2 separate regions of the Homo sapiens genome follow, and region 1 is linked to region 2. Evidence: read pairs that join two places in POLR2A ChIA-PET (ENCODE). Cell type or tissue: OCI-LY7. All regions are shown on one strand. Each heading gives the region's core, and the rest is flanking DNA. Links, peaks and the distances in the headings are about the cores only.

What was found. Peaks named below come from ENCODE experiments on the same cell type or tissue, not always from the same donor. Only the 100,000 strongest peaks of a DNase experiment are listed, where the experiment ranks them.
Region 1: POLR2A ChIA-PET joins it to region 2 with 7 read pairs; 2 of 35 experiments call an interaction of 5 or more read pairs at or near these places.

Annotation. Positions count from the first base shown.
Region 1 is chr2:127,464,098-127,469,912 of GRCh38, reverse strand. No RefSeq gene overlaps it. Among named protein-coding and RNA genes, the nearest start is that of MIR4783, 43 kb to the right of the region's middle. RefSeq lists an enhancer at 5,707-5,815. In OCI-LY7, for the core only: no CTCF peak of the experiment used is centred there; no DNase peak of the experiment used is centred there.
Region 2 is chr2:127,802,265-127,808,636 of GRCh38, reverse strand. All of the region lies in intron 1 of WDR33 (WD repeat domain 33), which reads left to right. Among named protein-coding and RNA genes, the nearest start is that of WDR33, 5.7 kb to the left of the region's middle. In OCI-LY7, for the core only: no CTCF peak of the experiment used is centred there; a DNase peak (open chromatin) is centred at 2,898; H3K4me3 peaks cover 2,698 bases; H3K27ac peaks cover 2,339 bases.

The sequences.
Region 1 (5,815 bases), core at 13-5,012, 340 kb after region 2:
AGCTGTGTCCATAGACACTGTAACACTGGAGTTCAAAAAATGTTGCTGTGGAACGGCCCTTCTCATCCAAACCCAGACGGAATGTTCTCACCTGCCAAGAGTAGTGTCTTGTATTGAGGCACAGTGGTAGCTTTCTGGATCCACAGGCAAGGCCCTGTGGAGTCTCAGAATAATGATAAATCCTCTGGATGACCTAGGGGCTGGTGAGGTGAGTGGAGCACCCTACTGTGGTGTGTCTGTAGGACCACTGGAGCCTGATGCTGCCAAAGCATGACCTGACCAGCCCTGGCAACTGGTTTAGGATCATACAACCATGCACATGCCCCTAGGATTCCTAGAAATACTAAGGGGAAAAGGATTTTCCCGGAGCTGGGACATTCTACATTTGCACAGGTGAGAACTCAAACCATTGAGATTTAGATATTAATGTAAAACAACTTCATTTGTACTCATTAAGACTGAGTAAGGCTAGGACTTTTCCTTTCTGCTGCATTTTAACATAGGTAGGAGGACAGGATTTTCAAGATGCCCAAGAAAGTAATCAAGCAATAATCATGCACATCTTCATGAAGGAATGGTAGAGCCCCACATGACCCACGATCTGCACCCCACAGGACCCCCGCCCCACTGCTTCTCTGCCCTCATCTCGTAGCACTCCAGCCCCGGCCCCCGCTGGCTGGCCTCCCGTGCAGCACGCTCTCCCCTCAGGGCCTTTACACTTGGCTTCTCCCTTGATCTGGGTTGTGCTCTTCCCTATCTTCCCACCCTCTAATGTCCATGTGCCTTCTTCCTCACTTTCTTCAGCTCTCTGTTCAGACGTCACCTTTTCTGTGAGGCCTTCCCTGACCTAACATAAACAGCAACAAGGTCAGTCTCAGTGGCTCACGCCTGTTATTCCAGCACTTTGGGAGGTCAAGGCAGGCAGATCACCTGAGGTCAGGAGTTCGAGACCAGCCTGGCCAACATGGTGAAACCCCGTCTCTACTAAAAATACAAAAAGAATTAGCCGGGTATGGTGGCGGGCGCCTGTAATCCCAGCTACTTGGGAGGCTGAGGCGGGAGAATCACTCGAACCTGAGAGGTGAAGGTTGGAGTGAGCTGAGATCGCGCCATAGCACTCCAGCCTGGGTGACAGAGTCAGACTCCATTTTGAAAAAAATAAAATAAAAAAAGAGCAACAACTGCTTCTTGCCTTGTTACCCCTAATCTGCTTTATTTTTTCCCAAAGCACTTTGCATTATCTAGTATACTATACATGTGGTTGTTTATTGAGTGTATCCTCCTCATTAGAATGGGAGCCCCATGAGGGCAAGAACTCCCTCTGTTTATTCACAGATGTATCCCCAGCAGCCAGCACATTGTCTGTCACACAGTACATGTTCGATACATTTCATTAATGAATGATCATACTTCCTCCCTTTTTTGTTAATTAACTAATTCAGTGAACACTGAGCTCTACTAAGTGATGGATACTACTGAATAGCAGAGAACCAAAGATGAACAAGATAGCCTCTGCCCTTAAAGAGGTCACAGTGTGAGGAGGGAGGCAGAATGGTGCCTCCTGACTATAAATGCAGTGTGGTAGATTTCACTGGGGACACAGCTGGAGGAGATTGGGGAAAGCTTCGTGGAGGAGTTGCTGTCCAGTTGACTCATGAAGGGTGAGGAAAATTATGATGTGTGAACATTTGTTGAGTGCTTACCATCTCTCTGCTAAGCAACTTAAATATAGCATTATTTAACGCCGTGAACAGGTGTATAACATAAGTACTGATATTATTTTTACCTTACGGTTGAAGAAGCAGGCTCAGAAAGGACCAAGGTTTGAAGCTACCACTGGTGGAGCTAAGGTTCAGACCTGGTTCTTCCTGGTTTCACATCTCATGCTTTAACCATGTGCTGGGCAGACAAGAAAGAAAGACACTGTGAGCAGAAGAAATAATCCATCTCAAAAATGGAAACTTCATGGTGTGTATTCAGGGAACCCCAGGAATTCCAGGGAAGAGATGAGGCAGGAGTCTACCTCACCCAGAAGGTGAGATACAGGCCACAGATATTTCATACCTCTGCCTCCTGATTCCTTCTTCCTTCCAGGATAGCTTGCTTTTGTTACTGTATCGAGTGTCTGAATATACTTTGATCTGAAGAAAGAATTCTATGATTGAAGCAAGGGATGGTCCATGTGGTTATAGTAGCCCAGATGGGATGGGGGTCCTTCAGTAGGACAGTAACTGGAGTAACTGGGAAAATGAAGGGGAGATGACAGATAGCGAGGACCTTTAGAGATAGGACTGCTAGGACTTGGTCGCCATTGGCTGTTAGAGAGGCAGGAGGCTAGGCCTGGGTGAGTGGTGGAGCAACAGTGCCAGTAACAGAACACTGTGTATGAGAACGTTCCATGGGAGTGGGAGATGAAAAGTCAGGCAGTTTTGGAGCCCCTGTGGCTTGTCGAGCCAGGGAGATGCCCCATCCTGATTGGGATGTGTAAGGCTGGAGCTCCAGGTAGAGTCACAGAGCTAACAAACTTCAGCTTCTTTCAAGTTAATGCCCAGGAAGAGAGTCTAGAGAAAGACCAGCAGTGAGCTTGGGAGCAGCAGCTGTGGACACTGGGAATCTCCTCAGCACTGACAGTTCTGGACCAGAACTACGTTGCTTCAGATCCCTTGTGAAGTCATGATTGGACAAACATATTATCTAAACCATTCAGGGAATTTTTTGAAATTTCCTAATTAAAGGAAGTTATCTGGGTAAATGAGTTCTCCTTGAAGCATTTTCTTCTATCAGTGTGTGGGTAAAATGGCAGTGTGCGAAGTCCCTTCAGTCAAGCAGGGTTCTCTGTAACCCTTTTTTTTCTTTCTTTCTTTTTTCCCCCCAGTTAATACCTTGATTGCATTTTTTAAAATATAGTCTTACTAGATTTTTTTTTGTAGAAATGGAATCTCACTATGTTGCTCAGGCTAGTCTCAAACTCCTGGCCTCAAGTGATCCTCCACTTCAGCCTCCCAAAGTGCTGGGATTACAAGTGTGAGCCAATGTATCCAACCCTTTGTAACCTTTGATCCAGCTACTTTTTTCATTCCTAGTTATTTTCACAACCCTGTCTGGAAGATCACAGCCTCAGTGATCTTCCTTATTGATGAACTACCACTGGAAACGAGTACAGACCCATTTTGGCCCAGCCTTCTTCTGAGTGCACAGTGCCCACCAGGAACAAAGTGTCCAGGCAACACCCAGCCAGGAGCCTCCACTTCAGAATGGAAGCCAGCACAAAGCTTGCCGTCAGTAAGGTTCCTGGAGGAACTGGGAAACAGGGCTGAGGGAAGAGAAAGAGCCCCAGCGACTCACTGTCCTTGTCCTCCCGTTCTAGATCAGTACAGTCCCAGCTTCTGGTTTGGGAAGGGAGGGGAAGAACATGTTTGCCCCAGACCACACCCCACCTCCGGCCAAGCAGGGCCGTGGCACTATTGCAATGAGGAAGGAATGAACATTCTTCAGGGTGGTCTTATCGTCTACTCATGCAGGAGCCCATCCGGATCACTTAAGAGTAGAGAACAGGAGCAAGAATAGAAGTAGCAAGGGAAAGTGCTTTGGGGTCATGTGACCCTGAGTCTTATCCTTTCTGCACCTATGGGCTATCTGGCCTAGGGCAAAAGTCACTTCACCCCCATGAGCTTCAGTTTTCTTCTCCCTGAGAAAGACGTCAGATGTCAGTGCACAGAGAGGCCATGGGGATGGATGTGCCCAGCAGGATGCCCAGCATCCAGTAGGTGCCTAATAGGTAGGGCTCCCTCATTGTGGTTATCCTCCAAGTGACTGTTATGTTTTTGATCTGCTTAACTTGGCACTGGATTTGGTGATGTGTGAACTTGTATTTCCCTTCCCACAGTTCACAGTAGTGTAAGGATTATGTGCTCAGGCTCTGGAGTTTAACCAGACCTAGCCTCAGATCCTGGCTCCAATAGTTTACTAACTCTTTGACTTTGAATAAGTCATTTCCCTAATTGGTCTCTGTGGGAGTAATAATAGCACTTACCTTATAGAGGTGTTGTTAGAAGAAAATAAGATATTATGTGTGGGAATTGTTTGGCATATGGTAAACATTCAAATATTGTGGTATCCATCTTGGTGAAAATTGCCACCCTTCAAGGGCATATACTTATTCCAAATTGAGCACTTTCCATGGCTCAAAATATGTAACAAATGTATTAGTTCATTTTCATACTGCTGATAAAGACATACCCAAGACTGGGTAATTTATACAGGAAAAAGGTTTAAAGACTTCCAGTTACATATAGCTGGGGAGGCCTCACAATCATGGCAGAAGGCAGGAGGGGCAAGTCACGTCTCACATGAATGGCTGCAGGCAAAGAGAGAGCTTGTGCAGGAAAACTCCCGTTTTTAAAACCATCAGATCTCATCAGACTCATTCACTACCCGAGAACAGTGGAGGAAAGACCCACCCCCACAATTCAATCACCTCCTACTGGGTTCCTCCCATGACGTGGGAATTGTGGGAGATACAATTCAAGATAAGATGTGGTTGGGGACACAGCCAAACCATATCAACAAGTCTTTTTTTTTTAGTAGAGGCAAGGTTAGTCCCACTATGATGGCCCAGGCTGGTCACCAACTTCTGGGCTCAAGCAATGCTCCTCCAGCCTTGGCCTCCCAAAGTGCTGGGATTATAGGCATGAGCCACCACACCCATCCAGTTAACAAGTCTTAACATTGCCTTAAGAGTCTTTTGAATGTCTATAAATGGTAAAACAACCAACTAGCCAAAAACCTTTGCTCTTTCAAGAAAGAGCAGGTTTGGAGTAATAGCTATGTGATTCCAAGCCAAATATGCTGATTCAGATAATTAGTGAGTCAAGATAATTACCTTTGGGGTCAAAGTAATGTGCTTCTTGTAACTCATGAAGATGCACCCAGAAGAGGCCTCCAGCAGAGTGGGCAGCAGCTGTGCTGCGGGAGCCCGAGCTTGCAGCCTCCGGAGCAGGCACTTCTCGGCTCTATACCATTCACCCCCATGTGGTTTTTACATTATTACTTTTTAGATGGAAAGTAACCTCCTCATGGTTAAAAAAAGAAACAGTTCAAAAGGGTAAGAAAAATCTCCCTACCACAGGGAGGAAATCAGTTTCTGCTCTCTTATAGGACTGTCCGTAGCTATAAAGTCCCTTTTTAAAAGCATATGGGGCCTGGCATGCACACTGCTGTACGCCTTTCTCTTCCCACTCATCACACTGCTGACAAAGATCTCCTGAGTGGGAGGCTTTGAAGCACTGCCCCCACAGAGAGGTACATGATACCCAAGAAATGCCCAGGGCTGGCTTTGGGGCCCCCAGATTCTTAAACGCTGCCAGAGCATGTAATTGCCCCAGTTCCTTACTCTAAAATTCCTATTTTCTGGCTCTCTGACTTGTTTTGTTTTTGTTTTTTTGAGACTGAGTATCTCTCTGTTGCCCAGGCTGGCGTGCAATGGCATGACCTCCACTCACTGCAACCTCCACCTCCTGGGTTCAAGTGACTCTCCTGCCTCAGCCTCATGAGTAGCTGGGATTACAGGCATGCGCCACCATGCCCAGCTAATTTTTGTATTTTTAGTAGAGATGGGGTTTCAGTGTTGACCAGGCTGCTCTTGAACTCCTGACCTCAGGTGATCCACCTGCCTCAGCCTCCCAAAGTGCTGGAATTACAGGTGTGAGCCACTACCCCCAGCCCTGGCTCTCTGAGTTTTAAACCACTTTCTTCAAATTTTGCTGCCAACTCTAATAGTTAGACTTCTTTTGGAGGGTGAAAGGAAGGCAGGAGA
Region 2 (6,372 bases), core at 628-5,627:
AGGCATGAGCCACCGCGCTCTGCTGAAAATGATTTTTCTTTGGTAACATTTATCTCCCCATTTCAAACCATTTACATTAGTCCTAGAGACTGAAGCTCTTCAGTGTATTGGAAAATCTGAGCAGTGCTACTCTCATCTGTCTGGCCCTTAAACATTTTACTAATTTTCTGGTAGTGACTGACTTTCTAAAGTTGTATTGTATCTTGTACTCATGATTTGTGTGCTTATAAATTCCCAGAGCTAGGTAGTATTGGAAAGGGCATGTATGGGTTTCAGCAGCAAATGGACCTAGGTTTGAATGCCAGGCTCACCATTAACTACCTTTTTTATATTGGGTCAGTTAATTAAACTCTCTAAGCTTCAGTTTCTTTGTATATAAGAATGTTAACTATAAAACCTAAAGGTAAAAAGTGCCTCATATATAGTAGGCATTCTTTAAATGTTAACATTTTTTTTCTTTCTGTGATGAATTTAATTGGTGACATCATTTTCAGTTTTAAACATTAACTCAAATATCTTTGTTGAAATTTACTGACAATCTCATTCCTCTGATAAGTTAATCACTCCTTTCTCTGCTATTAAAGCATTTTGTATATATCTTTAATGTATTTTGACTATACCTTCTCCACTACTTGTGAATACTTTGGTTTTTAGTTTGTTTGTTTGTTTTCTGAGACAGGGTCTCACTTTGTCACCCAGGCTGGAATACAGTGGCATGATCATGGCTCACTGTAGCCTCTAATTCCTAGGCTCAAGCGATCCTCCCACTTCAGCCTTTCAAAGTCTTGGGAGTCATGAGTCCCTGCTGCCAGCTCTTTGTGAGCACGTTGAAGACGTGCTATAGTACCTTATATTTTTGTATTCCTAAAACCTAGGCATTATACAAATTGAAGAATGAATTTTCTACAAAAATTCCCCTCATGACTTGGTTTATTTCTGATCTTTGGCTGTTGCTTATTAACTCTTTGCCTAGATTGTATTCTCCTTCCTTTCACACTATTCCTATTCTGTTCAGTCCTTAAAATCCAGCTAAATCCAATTAATGAGGTCTTCAGTGACTCTCATTTATTCATAACTTGTTTAGTTAGTCTAGTGTCTGTGTGACTGCCTTCTGTTACTTTGTGTCCCATTAGTACCTGCCTCTATGCCTTACCATTTTGAGCAGATCCTTGAGTGGGATGATACGTGCAAAACTGTGCTTTAGGCAGTTTGTTGTTATAGGCACCTGCTCTCTACTCTGTTTGCTCTCAACTTAGTAGGTGGAGCAGCAATTTTCCTTTTTTGGTATATGGAATATTCTGGTAACTTTTTTGCAACTTTAAGAAATTTCAAGCCAGGTGCAGTGGCTCACATCTGTAATCCCAGCACTTTGGGAGGCCGAGGCAGGTGGATCACCTGAGGTCAGGAGTTCAAGACCAGCCTGGCCAACATGGTGAAACCCCATCCCTACTAAATACAAAAAAAATTAGCTGGGCGTGGTGGCACATTCCTGTAATCCCAGCTACTTGGGAAGCTGAGGCAAGAGAATTGCTTCAACCTTGGAGGCGGAGGTTGCAGTGAGCTGAGATTGCGCATTGTACTTCAGCCTGGGCAACAAGAGTGAAATGCCGTCTTAAAAAAAAAAATTTCAAACATGCAGCAAAGGTGAAAGAATACTACAGTGAACACCCATATGCCTTCTGTTTGGATTCGACTGTTAACCAACATTTAACCATTTTGCTTTAACTCTATATCCTCCCTTTCTTGAATGATTTGAAATTAAATTGCAGATATACTGCTTTTCCCTGTAATACCTCAGGATGCATGTCTTTGAAATAATGCTTTTTCCTACGCTTTTCTACATTTTTATTTCAAGCCAGTCTCCAGCTGAAAACATATAAAATCATTATCATACCTAAGGCAATTAGCATGAAATCTTTAGCATCATCTTTTTTTTTTTTTCGAATGAGTTGGTGTAGTTCTATTTTTTTTTGGCTTTGTTCCACAGTTGTTGAAGAGTTGGTTTAATTCTAGGTTACACAGAGTTTAGGGTAGAACAAAGACCAAAGAGCAGTCTCTGGCAAGATTCTGGGCTGGTTTTACTTTAAATTCATAGCTAAGGCAGGAATGGAGTGAAAACAACTAAAGAGAGGCCGGGCGCAGTGGCTCACGCCTGTAATCCCAGCACTTGGGAGGCTGAGGTGAGCAGATCACCTGAGGTCAGGAGTTTGAGACCAGCCTGGCCAACATTGTGTAACCTCGTCTCTACTAAAAATACAAAAATTAGCCGGGTGTGGTTGCGCATGCCTGTAGTCCCAGCTACTCGGGAGACTGAGGCATGAGAATCGCTTGAACCCAGGAGGTGGAGGTTGTAGTGAGCTGAAATTGTGCCACTGCACTGCAGCCAGGGCAACAGAGCGAGACTGTCTCAAAAAAAAAAAAAAAAAGAAAAAGAAAAACAACTAAAGAGATGATGAGCCACTGTAAGCATTTTAATTTATTTTATTAATATTTTTTATTTAAAATTTTAAAATTTTGTTTATTTTGAGACAGGGTCTTACTTTGTCATCCAGGTTGGAGTGCAGTGGCACAATCACAGCTCACTGCAGCCTCAACCTCCCAGCTCAAGCAATCTGCCCACCTTGGCCTCACAAAGTGCTAGGATTACAGGTGTGAGCCACCACACCTGCGGTTTTTTTTTTTTTTTTAAACAAAAGTTTATTCTTTAATGTGCAGTAGACTCCAGCTTCAAGACGACACTTCATTCCAGCTATAGGTGGCAACAGATATTATGGCAGGGAATACAGATGTTTAAATACGAATGAAATCAAGGGTCACCATTGCTTCAGGCACAGGGCACAGCTTACTTTCTGCCAGATTTTTAAATTCCACCTGTGGCCGGAGCCCCTTCCAGGAGGCTTTCGCTTTTAGCTCCTTGTGTTTCTTTCGTTCCTTTTCTTGTTTCTGCTTGAAAGCCTTATTCATCTTCTTGGCCTGCTTTTTGGGCAGTTTCAAAGGGTTCTTCTTGCCACCTTTGAGGCCGGACCTGGCACCTGCTGCCCCTTCCTGACTCTGTCACCACAAACAGCTAGCCTCATCTTTTTAAAGAACGTTCCATATTTTGGAATTTCTTATTGTATGCTTAAAATGTCATGTATTTTGTTTCTCAATTCCTGTTGTTTCTCTATTCCTTTTATTTCCTGTAAACTAGAAGTTAGATCTAGAGAGGTTTGACTAAATTTGGGTCAAATATTTTTGGCAAAAATACTTCATAGAGGCCAGGTGCGCTGGCTCATGTCTGTAATCCCAGCACTTTGAGAGGCTGAGGCAGATGGATTGCTAGAGCCCAGGAGTTCAAGACCAGCCTGGACAATTTGGCAAAACCCTGTCTCTATTTTAAAAAAAGAAAAAAAAATGCTGGGTTTGGTGGCCTGCGCCTGTAGTCCCAGCTACTTGGGAGGTTGAGACAGGAGGATGGCTTGAGCCAGAGAGGTGGAGGCTGCAGTGAGCCGACATCCTGCTGCTGTACTCCAGCCTAGGCGACAAGAGAACCCTGTCTCAAAAAAAAAAAAAAAAAAAAAAAAAAAAAGAAAAAACTTCACAGGTGATGATACGTGATTTATGTTGTGAGGATATACTTCTAGCTATGAGCCTTCAATAAGGTGGTAGGGACTGCCAGATGTTAGCTTGCGTTATTTACAATGCCAAATTTACCTGGTTAATGTGTCCATTGGATTTCTTCATCAAAGAGGTATATTTTTCCCTTTGCAGTTATACTTGATCTGTGGGGTGATAACTTTAGCATCATGTGAGTACCTCACTTCTCAAAATATTTTTCACTTAATGATTGATGATTATTAGCTGAGTCATTTATTGGGGGTTTTCTAATTTTGTTATTTGTTTATATTCATTAACTGTTTTCTGTAATAAAGAGCTTTTGCTTTCCCCCTTTCGTGTTTAAATGTTTAAATTTTGAAATAAATATGAACTAACAGAAGAGTTGGAAGAATAGTTCAAAGAACTCCTATGTACTTTTTATTCTGATTCACCCATTTTTAACATTTTGTCACATTTGCTTTATTCCTCCCTTCCTGCCTCCCAGCCCCTCATGTATTATTTTCGGAGCCATTTAGTGTTATTCACAGATATGCACTTCTCCGCACTTCTCTGCTCAAGAACAAGTTAAGTACCCGCAATATTAACTAATTCTGGACATTGAACATTTATATAGTATTGAAAATTCATACTCAAATTTCTCTAGTTGTCTCAGTAACATCTCACAGAATTTTTCTTTCTCTAATCCAGTATCCAATCTAGATATTTCTTTTCTTTTTTTATTTATTTTTTGAGACAGAGTCTCGCTCTGTCTCCCAGGCTGGGATGATCTTGGCTCACTGCAAGCTCCGCCTCCCGGGTTCACGCCATTCTCCTGCCTCAACCTCCCGAGTAGCTGGGACTACAGGCGCCCGCCACCATGCCTGGCTAATTTTTTGTATTTTTAGTAGAGACAGGGTTTCACCGTGTTAGCCAGGATGGTCTCGATCTCCTGACCTTGTGATCCACCCTCCTCGGCCTCCCAAAGTGCTGGGATTACGGGTGTGAGCCACCGCACCCGGTCCCAATCTAGATATTTCGTATCTCTTTAGTCTTTAAGCAGGAGCAGGTATTTGGCCCTTATTGCTTTTGGTCTTTTTTTTTTTTTTTTTTTTTGAGACTGGGTCTCACTTCGTTGCCCAGGCTAGAGTGCAGTGGCAAGATCATAGCTGCCTGCAGCCTGGAACTCCTGGGCTCAAGTGATTCTCCTACCTCAGTCTCCCAAGCACCTGGCACTAACCCCAGTTAATTTGAGGGCTCCTTTGCTTTTTTGGCAAAACAATAACCCAAGTCCTTCTTGTCTTTTCCTTTCCTTTTGTATCTTCCCATTTCTCCAAGGAGTCCCAGTTCTTTTGGTAGAAAATATTATTTATAAACCAGGATTTGGATGCTTGGTGGTGTATGCATTTGCTTGTATGCCCTTTTCAGTGGACAGAGCTAGAAAACATGATATTAAAAATCATCAGCTTACATTGGTATTTTATTTTATTTATTTTTTGAGACAGTCTCCCTCTGTCACCTAGGCTGGAGTGCAGTTGTGCAATCTTGGCTCATTGCAACCTCTGCCTCCTGGGTTGAAGCGATTCTTGTGCCTCAGCCTCCCGAGCAGCTAGGATTACAGGCGTCTGGCTAATTTTTGTATTTTTAGTAGAGATGGGGTTTTACCATATTGGCCAGGCTGGTCTCGAACCCCTGGCCTTAAGTGATCCGCTCACTTTGGCCTCTCAAAGTGTTGGGATTACAGACGTGAGCCACTGTGCCTGGCCTACATTGGTATTTTAAATTCCTAATCAAAGTTAACATTAGTGGCATTTTCTACACAGAAAACAGAGTCAGATTTATAATGCCAGTATTTTACTAACAATAACCCTACCAAGTGCAGTTTTTTTTCCAGTCCTTTTTTTTCTTAGCGTATACTGCATTAAAGATGAACTTTCTTCAAAAGTTACTTGAAATAACATTTTTCAGCTTGTTTGTTGAATTTGTTTATTTTGATTATCAAATTTCACAGTTTTTGTTTGTATTCATTATTAGGGTTTGCTTTTTCTCCCTCTTAATTTAGTTTTTTTGTTTGTTTGTTTTTGAGACAAGATCTCAATCTGTTACCTAGGCTGGAGTGTAGTGGTGCAGTTTTGGCTCCCTGTAGCCTCAACCTCGCAGGTTTGGGTGATCCTCCCACCTCAGCCTCCCAAGTAGCTGGAACGACAAGTGCGCACCACCATGCCTGGCTAATTTTTTGTGTTTTTTGGTATAGTCTGGGTTTTGCCATGTTGCCCAGTCTGGGCTCGAACTCCTGGGGTCATCGGTTCCTCCCTCCTCAGCCTCCCAAAATACTAGGATTACAAGGCATGAGCCACTGCACCCAGACGTAATTTAGTTTTTTTAATACGTTATTTACATGGTTTAAAATCTACTGAAAAAAAATTTTTAAGCACCTGTGACCAAGAAGGAATAAAATTAAATACTATATTGAAAAAGTACTGGCTGGGCGTGGTGGCTCACATCTGTAATCCCAGCACTTTGGGAGGCCGAGGGGGGCAGATCACCTGGGGTCAGGAGTTTGAGACCAGCCTGGCCAACATGGTGAAACCCCATCTCTACTAAAAATACAAAAATTAGCCAGGCGTGGTGGCACATGCCTGTAATCCCAGCTACTCTGAAGGATGAGGCAGGAGAATTGCTTGCACCCAGGAGACGGAGGCTGAAGAAAAAGTAGTTAAGTCTTGCTTCTGTCTCTGAGCTCTGGAGTTCATTCCAGTTTTTACTGTGTATATTCTTATTTTCACATTCTTAGAAGAA